Regions from separate parts of the Homo sapiens genome. Here region 2 is linked to region 1. Evidence: chromatin contacts called from ENCODE Hi-C data. All regions are on one chromosome and are shown on one strand. Each heading gives the region's core, a stretch centred on a gene start or an enhancer-like site at or near the end of the contact. The rest is flanking DNA. Distances are from core to core; before and after follow the strand shown.

Region 1 (2,515 bases), core at 6-2,505:
AGCACAGAATCGCCCACCTACTCCACTCCCCTCAAAATGGAAGGTGGCACTGTTTTCTTAAGTTATCCATAAATAGTGAAGCAGAAGAACACATCAAAAGCTGTGCACCCTGGGGATTGCTTATTCTGTTCTACATAGAATTCAGCTGAGTTAACTTTAAAACATTCCTTTTCATTTAAGTGCCCCCTTAAACAGCGTAAATGATAGAGCACCACATAAGCTGCTTACAATTTCGACTGCACATTTTATCAGGAAAGCTATCTATCCCAGATTTCTTCTCTTCAGAAAAATTTTAATGATCCAAGGTCACACCTTTTAAAAAGAATGAGGTCTAGTTTTACATAAGAAGGTCCAACTTGTAGGGTTTTATTTTCTTTTTATGCTCAGACCTCACAAACCGAGGACCGCAGTCTTCAAATAGCCTTCCTTGTTAAAATTGAACTCAGAAAAGGAGGTTAGTCTACCTCAGAATTTTAAGTAAAGCTTCTACAACAAAGTTCAGTGTTCCAAAGCTTTAAATAAATCTGAATTAAAGCAGCACTCCATCACTAAGGTGTTTAAATTGGGTTGCTAATCCCCTTACTCTTGAAACAGAGCCTGGCATTCTGGGGGAAAGCAGTGTAGACCTAGGATTGCTTCTCATAGTCGGAGCCTCAGACCACCTGCATCACCATCACCCGTAGTGCTTACTCAAAGCAAATTCCTAGGCCCGTCCCAGTCTGACTGAATCAGATTCTCTGTAGGCAGGCCGAGTACCTGCACCACTGACACATTCCCCAGGTGATTTTTGCCTCCACCACAGTTTAAGAACCACTGCTGGGCATCCATCACTGTGGCCGAAGGAGTCCAGCTGGCATCACCTCTTAACCTCTTAAATTCTTCCATTTCAGGAGACTGGTGCTTTTAAGTTGAACCTTACCACCACTTTGAGGCCAGGATTATGCTAAGAAGATTAAGGTCCCTCCGAATATTCAGAACTTTTGTCTCCCTGCTGTCAGCAACCAAGGAAGCTGGCAAACGCTGGTCTCGCACAGTAACATTTAGTGCCGGTCAACACACCGTATGGGCTAACATCTGAGCCCAGAAATAGGAAAGGCGAGTATAAATAGATTTGAATTGGGGTTGGACAAGGATTTGGCAGGCAAAAAATGACTCTGTGTTGATGGGGTGGGGAAGGATAGCTGCCAATTCAGGGATCCGTGGTGGAGGAGCTTCCTGACCCCTGTCCACCCCAGAAGCTAGAGGTTCCTGTATGGTCTCTGGACTTCTGAGCCTTTGGCTATAATTAGGGAGGTTACTGCTTTTCCTGGCTTCTTCCATATGCATGTTAGTTGTGTTTGGCATTAAGCAGCAGTGTTTGAAGAGTGTCTGGCCCCCACTAGCATTTAGTTGAGCCAGTCACTGGAAAAAATGACAATGGTATCTGGCATAGAATTCAGGTGCTAAAATACCTTTATTAAAATAGAGGAAATGGCACCTATTAGGAAGTGACCCCGAGCTACTAAGTTTTATTAGACTGAGAAGAGGTGTTTCCCCCAACCCCTTTGAAGCATATTGTAAATTCCCTTCTGTCTTTCATGGTATTTAACTGCAAAAATGGGTGCATTCAGTAATTTCAGATTTTCAGTGCTATTTTTATTGCAACTCATTTTGTGTAGTATCAGGGAATACCGAGCTGTGACTTGGCATGTTTCAATAAAACTTTTTGTACATATTTAGCTAAAAAAGAAAATTTGATGGGGTAGGAGAGAGAGTCAACACTACTGGCAATTTCCCATTAGCAGTGCAGGAGGTAAAAGTCTAAAATAAAGCCTGTGGGAAAAGTCTGAACATGGCATCCAAGCTTAAAAGAAATGACATTTCCCTTTTTTCATCCTGAGGTGGGAGAGAAGACTTGACAGAAGTGAGTGAAACCTCACTCAGTAATATTCCTCTGAAGCCAGCCCTGATGTCAGCAGTGGGCATGTTAACCAACGGATGAAGTGGGCCATGTCCACCCTCCACAACTCTATAAAACCACTTTAAAGTTAGCACGAGGTGCTGGCTCTCCCCTTTTCTCAATGAAAAGCATACTTCTTGATTAAAAATATATGTTTCTACTTTATGCCAAAACAAGACAGCATTATTTTCAAGATGATCATAGAAACCAAGTTAAATGTGTTTCTTATTTCAAGAGATAAAAAAGCATCGCAATGGTGAAGAAACATTCAGTGCTGAATGTTGGTTTAATGTAGCCTACTATGCACGTAATTTATTTTGAAACACAGTGATGTATGAAAATCTTCAGCATTCTTGACAGAATGAGATTACACATCCATCTCCCTCTATGCTTTAAAGAAAAAAAAACCTTGACTTAGCCTGCCAATGTTACAAATAATAACTGCGTATGTCTGCATTGTAATACTCCTCCTGTTATTTCCACTTTCAGAGATAGTAATTCCTGGGATAATTTCATTCATAAAGGGTTCCCTTAGGAGTAAGGTGGGTGGTCAGAAAAAGATATTGAAGATAATTT
Region 2 (2,515 bases), core at 12-2,511, 140 kb after region 1:
GACTTTAACTTTGAGTTACAAAACAAATACATCGATTCCTTTATTGTCTTTTGTTTTCCTTTGCTGTCTCCTCCCTAATGTATTCTGGTTTCCTGAATGCAGAGGCGGGTTAGAGGTTGTAAGAATATTAGGAGGACAGAAGCATTGGTTCATACCTCAAAAAACTTATTCCACTACAGTGGAGTTCTGTTCTCCTTTGGGAGGATGGGAAAATTTTCCTTGATGAGATAACATATAAGTGGGTCTTAGAAACGGATAGGTGTTTACCAAAAGAAGAAAGTAAAAGAGAATCAAAGGGATAAATACTTCACTTGTAAACAAAGTTAACCCAACACTCATTTTAAATCACAAAATAGTATCAGATTTAAGAACAACATGCAGATTTCATAGAAAATGAGGATTAAATATCATTACCTGAATAAAGTGTCTACCCTGAGTAGAAAAATGAACCATCTGCCACTATACTTTATGTGGTTAAATGTCTATTTAAAGTTAACATCCCGTCATTCACTTTAAAAAACAGAAAAGCTTTATTTAAGAAAAATGTAACTTAAAGTAAGGCCCCAAAGCAGAGGTCAGATACAAAATTAAGAATTTTTTCCCTTTTCTTTCTGTGGCAAAAGCGTATTTGACTAACGACTTCCATTAAAATAATGGAGCAATGTAATATTTCTTTGTGTATGAAAAGAAATCTTTAACAACATTGACACTTTTGGATTAGAAGTTTTTAGATGCATTTTGCATAACTAATTTGACCAACTATATTGGCAAAGAAATGTGGAAACACAATAGGCAAAAGCAGGCTTTTAAAACCACCCATCAATGTTCAATTTCCTACCAGCAGTAATACAAATGTTATCAACACATGTGTAACCTCCCTTTACTACAGTGAGAGTTGTTTGGGTGTCCATGCACGGGAGAAAAGAATCCCAAGAACATACATCCCTCTTCCCAATTTACATTTTCAGTATCCTGAATTTAAGCTTGTTCAATGAATCTGACAGGGAGTGCTACTGAAGTCTCAACTCCAAATAAATAGTTTAAAATAAAAAGTTGTATAAATATTAGTCTGTGCCAATGGTGCGGTTTGAGAGGGAGTGCTATAAACACAAAGTAAATTAAATGGGATCTACTTTTGTGGGGTAAAAGCCTACTTAGACTGGTTATTATAGAGAAAATTTTGTTGTGTGGTGCGACAGCACGTACCCATGTGGCTAACCTACAACTGCTAGAAGAAACAAATCCCACCCATACCTAGGAGCGGTGCCACAGCCAGACCACAATTCCTATGAGGGATGAACTTAATTTGCTGAAAATGAAGGCCAGGCTCTGTTGCAGCTCATTAGCTGGTTACAGACACACTGCAAGAGAAGAAAGTGGAATTTAGTCGATGTTCCAACTTCTACATGTGCTGTGAATAAAACAGACTATTGTTTTTTTGATAAAGAAGTATTGTTTTGAATGTGCAGATTGGCTAAGTAAAGCCAGCAGAATTTTTTGGCCAAATATAGTCTCTTGCTCACTCCTAAAAATCCTAGCTTTCAAATTAGGAGCTGAAGTCATTGAAAAAAAAAAAAAAGTTTACATTCCTGCAGCCTGCTGCAGCAAAGCCAAACAAATGTTTGGCTTAAAGCTCACTTACATCTCTTTCATGAGCCTTTTTTTTAACATGGAAGTCTGAAAAATACCATTTCTTTTATCGAGTCATTTAATGCCAAGTGGGGAGTGTGTGTGTGTGTGTGTGTGTGTGTGTGTGTGTGTGTCTGTGTTTATGTGAGGACACGCACACTCAGCAACAGTACTATAGGGTCAGTGTAGTGGTTTTAAAGCATGTGGGTCATATTTGAATTTAAAGAAACCATGGTTTTACAGCTTCTGGCATAATTTAGGTCACAGTCACAAACTGTGATTTTTTTTAAGCATCATTAACCACTGAATGGACAAGGAATGTGTTATTTTCAAGGAGTTTCTTTGGTGCCAGTTCAGGCAATAAAAACTTAAGGACAGGGTCAAACTGGGAGGGTAACTTTGTATGTAGTTGCCCTCCTGATGCACTTTTTTACCATAAAAATTGGATGCTTTTTGGCCTTCAGTCTCTAAGCCCAAAGTGGATAACATGAAGTAACAGCAACAATTTGTTGGAGGCAGGCATGTTGATGGCCAATTTTTGTATAGTCAGTAGGACTAGTGATTTGGCACTCTGAAGAGTCCATTAAAGTGACAAAATTGCAGAACTGAATAAGCAGTGGTCTAGTATTTTTGGGTTCACAGATTCTCCTTCCAATATTCTTCATAGATCAGCCAAATTTTTGCTAGAATACAGTTGAGTTTTGTTATAATGATGACATTCATATTAAATAAATTCCCAGTCTGAGAGCAGAAAATGAAATGGTTTAAATCAAACCTCTTTCTGAGTCAGGGGCCACTGACTGACAGTGTGTGCCCAGACCTGGGGAAAGGGAAACAGAGGGAGCCATGTGAACACCACTCTCATCGCCCTCTCCCAGCTCGCTAC

What was found. A loop is a pair of places that touch in the nucleus more often than their neighbours do. Pooled maps may share reads with other maps.
Region 2: a map of aorta shows a loop between it and region 1 (4-fold over the local background). The contact joins two enhancer-like sites. A Hi-C loop is called at or near these places in 2 of 168 maps with a recorded cell type or tissue (both aorta), 2 of 37 single-sample maps with no recorded cell type and 5 of 50 pooled maps.

The regions. Positions count from the first base shown.
Region 1 is chr5:89,086,336-89,088,850 of GRCh38, reverse strand. All of the region lies in intron 3 of MEF2C-AS1 (MEF2C antisense RNA 1), which reads right to left. Among named protein-coding and RNA genes, the nearest start is that of MEF2C-AS1, 200 kb to the right of the region's middle. Within about 2 kb of position 1,255, at least 2 of the 41 ENCODE cell types and tissues checked have a DNase peak (open chromatin) inside an H3K27ac peak, as active enhancers do.
Region 2 is chr5:88,941,862-88,944,376 of GRCh38, reverse strand. All of the region lies in intron 2 of MEF2C-AS1 (MEF2C antisense RNA 1), which reads right to left. Among named protein-coding and RNA genes, the nearest start is that of MEF2C-AS1, 60 kb to the right of the region's middle. Within about 2 kb of position 1,261, at least 4 of the 41 ENCODE cell types and tissues checked have a DNase peak (open chromatin) inside an H3K27ac peak, as active enhancers do.